Linked DNA regions of Homo sapiens: region 1 is linked to region 2. A link is a contact called in ENCODE Hi-C or POLR2A ChIA-PET data. All regions are on one chromosome and are shown on one strand. Each heading gives the region's core, a stretch centred on a gene start or an enhancer-like site at or near the end of the contact. The rest is flanking DNA. Distances are from core to core; before and after follow the strand shown. Region 1 overlaps LINC02815 (long intergenic non-protein coding RNA 2815). Region 2 has its middle 160 kb from the start of LINC02815.

Region 1 (5,243 bases), core at 1,583-4,082, 140 kb after region 2:
TTAACTGTAATTTTCCTATTGTACTATCAAATACAATGAACATAGTTCTTAATGACAGACATCAGAACTTAGAAGTTTTCAAGATGGGAGCAGAACAAGTTTTGATCAAATGTACACATTCTTAACTTGTGAACTGACCACCCCAATCAAAACAGATTTGAGCAGCACTCTGAGAGAGGACACGTTGGAAACCACAAAGGAAGTGGCTAGTGGGAAGGTGCAGGGATGGGGAAGCCCCAGGAGGCCTGGAGCCAGCCCTCAAACTCAGAGCCACAGCCAAGCGGACTACAGACAGCCATTCTGTTGCTGGAGGCATCAAAGCCTTGTATGAAAGAGGTCCAGTTCTGATGCCCACACTATCCACAAATGTTAATTCTTCTCAGTGAACCCCAAAGCAAACTTGTGAACAATGAGGGAAGCCTTCAATTAAACTTTTAAGCATTCTTGAACCTCCCCTCTGCAAATACTTATTTGTGTTATGGGTAAGTTTTGAGTTACAGATTGTCGACATGGGGGATGGATTCAAATGATTCAGCTACATTTCAAAAATTCTCAAGCTAGAGATCAAGTTTGAAATGAGTATGGATCTAGAAGAAGCTGAGAAAACAATTCTAGGAGATTTAGACGAACCAAAATGTATTTCTTCTCCCCAGTCCTAAACTAGTCCATGTTTTTGTTCTAAGTGGCCTGCTGTACTTTTGTAAAACAAAAAGACCACCCAAATCTCTAGTATTCTGCGGCCTATATAATCAGTGGGCAGAGTGAATTTTCCTTCCTTGCCATGGACCAAGAAGAGCCTCATACACCCAACTGTGGCCTCACCAGATTGTTTTTAGCCTGATGATGAGCCTCTATTAAACCCAGAATTTCTTTGTCCCAAAGAAGGGTCATGTGTGTTTAACAGACATAAAATCTGCACTAAGTGGGAGTCCTGGGCCAGCCTGCTGCGGCCTGTGCATGGTGAGAGGGAATCCTGCATAGCCCATCTGCTGCAGAAGAAGTTTCCAGAGAGGAAGAGAGGCCACCCAGAGACAGAAGCTCGTCCTCCCACGTCTCTCTAAATGAACCTGGTTTCTGCTTTCCCCGGCTGCTCCCAGAACCATTCAGATCTCCCCTTACCCTCTATTTTGCTATTGACTTGTAGAGACAAGGCCCACTTGGGCCTGCTTAAAATAGAACTCCCTGCGCTGGAGCCAGTTCTATATCAGTGAGTGTGCGTGTATGCTGATTTTCTTTGTCCTCTTTATAAATGAAAAAACTAAAGGTAATTACAATAAGAGCTTTGTTTTTTTAAAATTAAGCTCTTAATAAGTATCATGAACTAGTCTTTTTTTTTTTTTTTTTTTTTTTTTAGACGAAGTCTTGCTCTGTTGCCAGGCTGGAGTGCAGTGGCGTGATCTTGGCTCGCTACAAACTCCACCTCCTGGGTTCAAGTGATTCTCCTGCCTCAGCCTCTCGAGTAGCTGGAACTACAGGTGCCCGCCACCACACCCAGCTAATTTTTGTATTTTTAGTAGAGACGGGGTTTCACCGTGTTAGCCAGATGGTCTTAATCTCTTGACCTCGTGACCCGCCCGCCTCAGCCTCCCAAAGTGCTGGGATTATAGGCATGAGCCACCGCACCTGGCCTCTCAGTTTTATAAGCATTACCTTATTTGAACTTCACAAACAACCTGAGTGGTTATGAGCTGAGTATTGTTGCTATTATTAATCTATAAATGAGGAAACTGAAGCTCAGAGAGGCTTATTTACTCCCCCAACGCCACACAGCTAGTAAGTGATGGAGCCCAGATTAAAACTACTCAGTCTGACTCCAAAGTCTCTCCGTCTCCCTCATTCTCTACCCGTCCACACCACGGTAAGCTAGTTATCTAAAGGTACAAACAGGAGTTTTAACTTTTACTTTTACTCGTGAAAAATAAACCCCAGGAAATTTGAGCCATAAAAGCATCAGACCGACCCTTGGATTGTTCTGCAAAATCAATGCAGAGAAAGCAGAAAGGCTTTCATTGAACCGTGTAGCTAAAAATAAAAGACCCAACGAGCAAAGATTCCCTAGTGCTGGGCAGGAGAGGGGATCAGGGAAGTAGAAGAGAGAGGCAGCCTCTGAAGGGGCTCCCACACAAGTGCAGGGCGGCAGCACCTTAGCCGCAGAGCCCCGGGTGCTCTTCTTCCTGCCGGGACACCTGAGCCCACGTTCTCCTCTGCTGCTTGCCTCTTAGCACTCAAGCTGAGGTGTCGAGACCACATCCCAGAGGGCAAATGGCAGACAGTTAAGGAGCTGAGCAGCCAGCTGGGGTTGCTTCTTCGTCCCCAGAAGCCCCGCCAGCAACTTCTGTAGACCTGCCCATGGCCAGGACCTCGTCACAAAGCCTCCTCTGGATGGGGGGCCAGCCTCTTGCAGCTGCCCACCCAACCAGGGTGCTCGTAGGTGTCAGGCAGGACTCAGCAGCAGAGAGACAAGTCTTTCTGAAAGCAGAAAGGGAGTGCTCATGGGGAATTACATGACTCCCGGAATCATTAGGAGGCAGGTTCGCTTCCCAAAGCCACGCCACAGGGCTGGATGCGGAAGGACCTGCCTTCTGCTACAATTAGGGAGGCCCCAGTCACACCGGGAAGCCAGGGCTAAAACTGCAATGCTTTTTCTAGGAGCTCTGCCCCTACATGGGTGCGTCCCTCCCTGCCTCTGTCTCTCAGCTTAACCCTGCCTCAAATTTAGTCTCGTGACAGAAAAAATGGGACTAATCTGATTGGCAGAACCCACATCACATCCAGAATCCTAGCGCAAAGGTGCTGGGAAGCGCAGACTTGCTTTCCAGCTGTTGCAGAACTAATGGCACAGAGGAGGAAGCTGGGGTGGATGCCACACACGCCCATCAGCCACGAGTTAGCAAAGGAAGCAGAGACCTATTTCCAGGGGACTTTGGCTTCTGAGCTGCTGGTGGTGGGGGAAGGGAAAGGGAAGGGCACTGGGGTGAAAACAACCCTTCTTGCTTTCCTGTGCAGAGGACTCAGGATGTGGTTGGTGAGCCCATCATCTGGGGAGACGCATGAAGGGGAAAGGGGGAAAGAAAGCTTCAAAAGAAACATGGCTGAAGGGTTCCCGTCCTGGAGAAGAAGGGGTGGTGCTGGCCGTGACACTTACCCTATTGCCTCACAGACCTGGAGCGATTGACCTCTCTTGTGCACACCAGGGAGTGGGAGGGACAGGGGGATGAGGACATAGGCCTGCCTTGAAGAGCTTGCACCCTAATGAGAAAGCTAGAGCTGAGAAGCGCAAAGACAGGATGGAACAGGCAGGGTCCTTACAGTGCTACAGATGGGTAAGCTGAGGCCTGGGGGGTGACCACCTGCCTGGCATCCCCTGTGCCAACCTCCACCCCCCAGCAGGCTACTTCCATAGCGATCCAGGCTTCAGAGCATCTCAGGTTCCAGAGAGGCTCCAAAACGCACCAACTCAAAGTCTGTTTTACTGGAAATGTTCATGAAAATCTATTCCATTACTATTTAGATTATCAAGGCACACCACAGGGTGAAGTTTAACATGCAGCAAAACTTTTCTCAAGCCTCTTTTTCCAGCTCTCTCACTGATTCTCCAAAACTTCTCTCTTACTCTCTGCTCCCAGCAAAGCCTTGCCTCCTGGCAGCCCATGTGGGTGCCTGATTTTCTTCTGCTTCTTTTATTTAACCTCTACTCTTAATTCTCTCCTGCAAGGAAGTCTCTGATTCTTCTTCTGTAATTCCCAGCTGTCTCCCCACCACTTGCCTGCTTGAATCTCCATTTCTCTTTCTCTCTCTCCCTTGCCCTGATTCTAAATTGTAAAAGCCCAGAAATGGAGCTGGCAAAGATAGAATCCACTTTCGTCGGTGAAGGGCAGAGAGGTTATGAAGGCTCCTATTGCAAGCAATCATGGTCTCTGTTCACTCCCATAGCAAAGAGAGGAAACGTGAATCTCCTTCTCTCGAGCAGGTAGCTTGGCGTTCATTACCCTTCTTAGGAGCACTCCATAAATGTCTGAATCTCAGCAAATGTGGCCCCCCACCTCCTCCCCATCTCTGCCCTTGAACACTTGGAAGATCTTTAGAACCTGTCATCACTTGCCCAGGTTCATGGCAAAAGCAGACCTAAGTTGGAAACACCTGGCTCTCAGCCTCTCCACCTTCACCCCTGGCTTCTTCTGCTGTCAAACTCCTCTGAGTTTTTAAGTACAAAATGTGACACTTTCTGGTGTTGACCAAGCTGGAAACCAGCAGGTGCCCACATCTTAGACTACCCCTGCCCTCAACAGCAGCTTACATACTTAGAGTTTATTAAATCTGTTTACCACTACTCTGCACCTTAGCACAAGCATTAGTTAATCCCCTGTTTGGAGATCAAACCCAAGAAACATTTAAATATGATCTCCTGCCCAGTGTGGCAAACAAATCATTTCCATCATGGAAAAAAACCAGGGAGGAAAACAATGGTGCATTGAAACCAGTTATGCAACACAATCCTCAGTGATCAAAGTCCTCTGGTTTTCAATTAACGCAGGACATTCAGAGGAAGAGGGCTGCCTGCTTATTGATTAGTTGATTGTTTATGAAATGAAGAAACCTCATCTTTTCTCTATATTCTACTACTGGCTAGGGGCCTGGGAAGTGAAAATTGCCACCAGCACCATCCTGCAAAGCAGAGAACATTCCATTTACTCCTCCTTGCTTCCTGGGTGCCAGCACCCCCATCTTACCCAAGCTAGACCCTAAGGAACCTCTAGTTTCTCCTTCCCCTCACCTCCTCATGTAATTTCTCCCCAAATAACATCACATTTGCCTGAGCTCTGCCTCTCAGATCCCTGCTCTCCTTTACTCCTGTCTCTTCATTACTCCTTTCTCACCAAGACAGTAACAGCAGCTTCCATCCTTGTCTCTTTCCTGTCAACCTATGTGACTGCTAATGCTATTCAACTTTCTACATCTTAGATTGGGTTCTAACTGTCCTTTGACACAAGCCTTCCTTTGAGATGTGATTGAAAGTGATGTCTGTTACTTCTGGCAGAGCCTCAAGGGCCTGTACTCGCTTTGCCATGATCCTTTTTCCCTCTGCCATTGTGACTGACCATGTTCCTGATGAGGCTGCCACATGAGCCTGAGGAACAGAGTGGTACCACCCCACAAGGTCCACATAGCACAAGTGAACTACAATGCTTTATTTCAGTAACGCCACCCGTGTCTTGGAGCTCTATGCCCTGAGTGATTCAGGA
Region 2 (5,106 bases), core at 263-2,762:
ACAATGATTTTTTAATTATGAAAGACATACATGATCACTATATAATTATCAGAAAATAGAGGTAAACAAAAAGAAAACAGTCACATTTCTGAGCTAGTCTTCATCTTGCCTCTTCCTTTTCTCTACTCGCAAACATCCCTCATGGTCCCACCCACATGCAGGGAGGCTCAGCTGGCAGGAGAGGAGGGAGGGCCTGGTGACCTCGGCTGGCCCCTCATGTGCTGCTGGTCCATAGTGAGGGTGGAGCCTCACCAGTGTGGCCACAGGCATGCTCACAGGGAGCTGTCGAGTTTCTGCTGAAGTCCGAAGTGACCCACTTCAACCCGCCATGGTCTCTGTGAACCCTGGGATGGAGTCATTACTCTCCACATGGTTGGAATTCCTACTGGGGTGACTTATGAAAGTGGAACAGGCCCAGCTCCATTCAGTCAACACGTGTTAAGCACTGATGGGTGCCAGGCATTGTTCTAGGCACTGTGGCCAACAAGACAACCTAGAAGCTTTCATTCTTGTAGGGGAGGTTAATTATAAACAAATCAACAACAAAAACTATAAAAATGGTTATCTAAATGTTGGATGGTAATGGTTGCAAATAGTAGAATGGGAAGTATTTGGCAGCACGGATGAGATGGAGTGATGCCCTCCCATTGGGTGGTAAGGGACTCCTCCGAGGAAGGGAGGAGGACAGGCGGGTCTTGAAAACACGGAGGGCAGAGCATTCTAGGCAGACAAAGAGTACATGCAAAAGTCCTTCAGCAGCACCGTGTTCATGCCCTTGAGGACAGACAGCAGTCCCACAGGCTGGATCAAACGGACTCACGGCAAAAATGAAAGAAGTTAGGTAGGAAGTCAGGGCCTTTAGACTGTGGCGAGGAGCTGAGATTTTATTCAAGAGCCATGGGAAGCCAGCCGAGGATTTTAGGCAGGAAAGCTGCATAACCTGACTCCCATTTGTGAAAGCTTGCTCCTGCTGTTTTTGGAGAACAGACTGCAGGGACGAAAGGGAAAATGAGGAGACTCTTTGGCGGCTGCAGGAGGAGGTGCTGATAGCATGGACGCCACTGTTCTGATGTCCCCAGAGATGGGGAGCTGGTAGGCTTTTCTCTCAGCTCTGGTAGGGGGTGGTGCCATTCACTGAAATGGAAAGATGGAGGAGGTTAGGGTGGGCTGGCGCAGAAAACAAGCGTGGGTTATGGACAGGACAAGCCGGAGGTGCCTGTTAGCACCAAGAAGAGTCAGGAGCTCTAGCAAGAGGACTTTTTAACCAGTCTCAACTGAACACCTGCAGTGTGCCAGGCCCAAGCTGGCCCCATCTGCGGTGACTGCCCATGCCCTCTCATCCTCCTGTCCATGTGCAGCCTGACCCTAGCACCACCCGCTGGCCTGGGATTATCAGGCTGAGCCTGCCGCCATGAAGTCCTCCAGCCTCACCTGACCAGCCCCAGGCAGGATGTGGCGCATTCACGGGTAAACAAGTGAGGGAGGGACACTGGAGCACCCCACAGAGCATCTGGGGCCCTGCAAGGCCATCGCAGGCCCAGCTGTCTCTCTGGAAAAATGCCATGGACACTCTTGATCAGTCAGATGTTGGCAGTGACACTGCTGTCTTGCTTCATTGCATTTGCAAAATAAGCAAAGTTTGTAGTGCTCCCTGTCTTCTACGTGTGAGCGGGTGTGTTTCTCATCAACTCACTGCAGTTACAAAACCAATTAGAGCTGTAAAATGTGGAATGGCCTCTGTGTGAACAGCCTGGGACATCCTCAGAGCTCCAGAGCCCACTGCTTTGATGTCAGAGCTGGGGGTGGGGTGGGGTGGAGTGGAAAGGCCATGGGAAGGGAGCCGGCTCTGAAACACGTGGAGGCCAAGGTGGTAAGGTGGTAGTGATGTGGAGGCCTTGCCGATCAGGGGCCCACACACCGCACCCTGGCAGGGGAGGGCCGGGGGCTTTCTGTGCCTCACCCACAGATAAGAAGGAAGTGGGAGCCAGTGCCAGTCCCTCAGCTTCCTCCTTGCAGGCCTTCTCTGCTTGCCCTTTCTCCACATTTGGCCCAGACATTGAAGCTATGAGCCACATGGCAGGAAGTTCACAACTGCTGTGCTGACAGAAGCCAGAAAGGAGGCTGTTTTCTGGAAGCCTGCCCTGTGCAGGCCTGACAAGAGCTGGGGGAAGTTAGGAGGCCCTTGATGGGACCACGGCCATGCATGACACTGGGACCTCTTGCACTAGGAAGACATCCTGTATCATAAAATTCAAGGAACTCCGGAGCTGGCAAGGACTGTGGCAGTCATAACGTTCAATGTCTTCATTTCCTGGGTCTATGACGAAGACCCAGGAAAGTGAGGTGACTTTTCCAGAAGAGTGACAAAGGCAGAACAAGAACCAATTTCCTGACTCTCTATCCCAGAGCCCTTCACCAGTGACGGTGGGGATGCTCGCAAGCCTCCCAGGCCAGGGCTGCCCAGGCTTACTCAGGTCAAGGCCGTCAGAGGAAAGAATTATCTCTGCACCACCCCTGTCGCAAAGGGACAAGGCTGCTCTCAGATGGAGGCAACCTGCTGGGGACTCCTGCCACCCCAGCCCTGCTGGGCTCACCACACCCACTGGGTGTTGTATACACGCGTGTGTGTGCATGTATGCATGTGCATGCATATGACTGGGATCACTGATTCTGTGGCGTTCCAAGTCTGCGTGGTTTCTTAGAATCCATTATTGATTGAGGGGCCTGAAGAAGATGAAACCCATACGTTGCACCGCAAAGTTTTTTGCACTTCCTTATTCCAGGAGATGAGTTCGCAGATCCTTTCTTTGGCGAAAGGAAAGAAAACCACAATAGATAAAGCAACTTTCTTAGATCACACAGCATATTCACAATGGAGCTGAAACAAGTAAATTAGCTGGACTCACATCTCCAAACCTGAAAAAAACATAGTCACCTCTTTAGACATCAGATGAAGTATAAAGAAAATAGAAATAAAGGCAAAAGTACTACAGCTGTATTTCATGGGGACCCTGACAATTCTCATCAGATACCCGACTCCTGAGGTGTTAGTTCTGAAAAGTGGGCCAAACACTTGGCCCGGAGTTCACCTTTAAGGTTAGTTTAGCAGACTCTGAGAAGCACTAATTAAGACGTGTTAAGCAAATGAAACAAAGTAAAACAAGACAGTTATACAGGCAAATATGTTTAGGAAACCTTTGGTAAGCAGAACTAAATGGATTCTTTACAGCAGGACCTCTCCCACTCTCGAATGCTAACATGCACTGGGACTCTCCAAGAATAAGGTAGAGCAAAGGATAGTTTCTGAATTTATTTGACCATGGAATATTCTTCACCCATATCTCTGGTTGGTCAGAGGTTTTGCCAAAATGACTTTGGAGAGAAAATGTTGTTTTGATATAGTTTTCCAATGCAACCAAATAGGAATGGTCCTGTTTAAGAATGGAAGAGGTGCAGGAGTTACAGAATGGCAGAGTGAGGCCCTCCATAAGCCTACTCTCCCATTAAAATAACAGAAACACTAGGAAATGGTCAAAATAAACTGTTTCAGAACTCTGGAAATTAACCAAAGGCTGGCAACAATCTGAGGGCGTTTATTCAGGAAAAACTGTTGAACCTTGGTAAGAGCAGAAAGGTTTGTGACACTTGAACTTGGCCTATTCCCATCCCATTCTACCCAGCCCCTGTTAGCCATGATAACTAGCAGCCTCACAACCACAGGAATGGTAAAAACCAGCAACTTTGCAGCCACCAGAGGAAATAGACTGGGTTTGAAGCTCCTCAAAATGTCCCATCTGCAAAGCATTGTCATTATTTAGCTGTCCTTCCGACTTCTGGAGAAGTCCCATTTACCAGGCATTGTTGAAATTTGGCCTAACAGAGTTCACTCTGAAGAAAAACTCTATACCCAGGGGATTGGTCAAAAACCATCAGCAGCAATTGTGTATCACTGCAGCTGCCTGAGGCTGCACTGTCAGGTGGGACAATCAAGAGTCTGGCCAAAAATGTAACAGGAATAGCTGGGGAATGATGTTTCCCTGTGGGGCTTTGAAAAGCTCTGACATATTCCCAGGGATCTAAAAGGCTATCTATGCATGTGTGCAGGGTTGTGCACAAGCCCAGAAAAGACCCAAGAAGGTCCCAGTCTCTCAGCTCACCCAATCTCTGGCTAACCATAAGGCTCTGCACAAACAAGAAGTAAAGGTTAAAGCAGGGTTGTAAACTGAGCATTGAAGAGATGCCCCAGCACACCCGGGGCCCCTTGGCAAAGGGTGGAAGATCTACTGGCTCAAAGCATTTAAAGAAATTTCTGGCAAATCATTAGCTGACCAATAAGGTAACTGAACAGAAACGTCAGCAGTGGCACAATATACTGTGATGGCCATTATAAAAAGACGAAAGATAAACTGTTGGTGAGAATGTGGAAAAAAGGGATCCCTCGCACACTGTTGTTGGGAATGTAAATTAGTACAGACATTATGGAAGACCGTATGGAGATTTCTCAAAAAACTAAAAATAGAACTACCATATGATCCAGCAATCCCACTTCTGGGTATACGCCCAAAGGAATTGAAATCAGCATATCAAAGAGTTATGTGCACCCCCATATTCACTGCAGCATTACTCACAATAGCCAAGATATGAAATCAACCTAAGTGTTCATCAACAAATGAATGGACAAAGAAAACGCAGCATACAAACACAATGGAGCATTATTCATCCTTTAAAAAGAAGGAAATTCTTTCATTTGTGGCCACATGGATGAATGTGGAGGACATTATGTTAAGTGAAATAAGCTAGGCGCAGAAGGATAAATACTGCATATTCTCACTTATATGTGGAATCTAAAAACAAAAAGTCGAACTTATAGAAATAGAGAGTAGAATGATGGTTACCAGAAGCTGGCTTCCTGGGGGAGACATTGGTTAAAAGGTAGAAAGTTTCACTTAAATAGGAGAAATAAGTTTTTAGATATATTGCACAGCACGGTGACTATAGTTAATAATAATGTATATTTCAAATTGCTAAGAAAGTAAATTGTAAATGTTCTCATCACAAAAAAATGGTAAGTATGTGAGATGTTAGGTATGTTAATTAGCTTGATTT

What was found. A loop is a pair of places that touch in the nucleus more often than their neighbours do. ChIA-PET counts read pairs that join two places held with the same protein, here RNA polymerase II (POLR2A). Pooled maps may share reads with other maps.
Region 1: a pooled map shows a loop between it and region 2 (1.9-fold over the local background). The contact joins two enhancer-like sites. A Hi-C loop is called at or near these places in 3 of 168 maps with a recorded cell type or tissue (HepG2 and dorsolateral prefrontal cortex) and 3 of 50 pooled maps. POLR2A ChIA-PET finds 5 or more read pairs at or near these places in 1 of 52 experiments (activated T-cell).

What each region holds. Positions count from the first base shown.
Region 1 is chr1:229,127,244-229,132,486 of GRCh38, forward strand. The region is part of intron 1 of LINC02815 (long intergenic non-protein coding RNA 2815); the gene reads right to left. Among named protein-coding and RNA genes, the nearest start is that of LINC02815, 25 kb to the right of the region's middle. RefSeq lists an enhancer at 2,779-3,073. Within about 2 kb of position 2,833, at least 8 of the 41 ENCODE cell types and tissues checked have a DNase peak (open chromatin) inside an H3K27ac peak, as active enhancers do.
Region 2 is chr1:228,988,604-228,993,709 of GRCh38, forward strand. No RefSeq gene overlaps it. Among named protein-coding and RNA genes, the nearest start is that of LINC02815, 160 kb to the right of the region's middle. RefSeq lists an enhancer at 956-1,706. Within about 2 kb of position 1,513, at least 21 of the 41 ENCODE cell types and tissues checked have a DNase peak (open chromatin) inside an H3K27ac peak, as active enhancers do.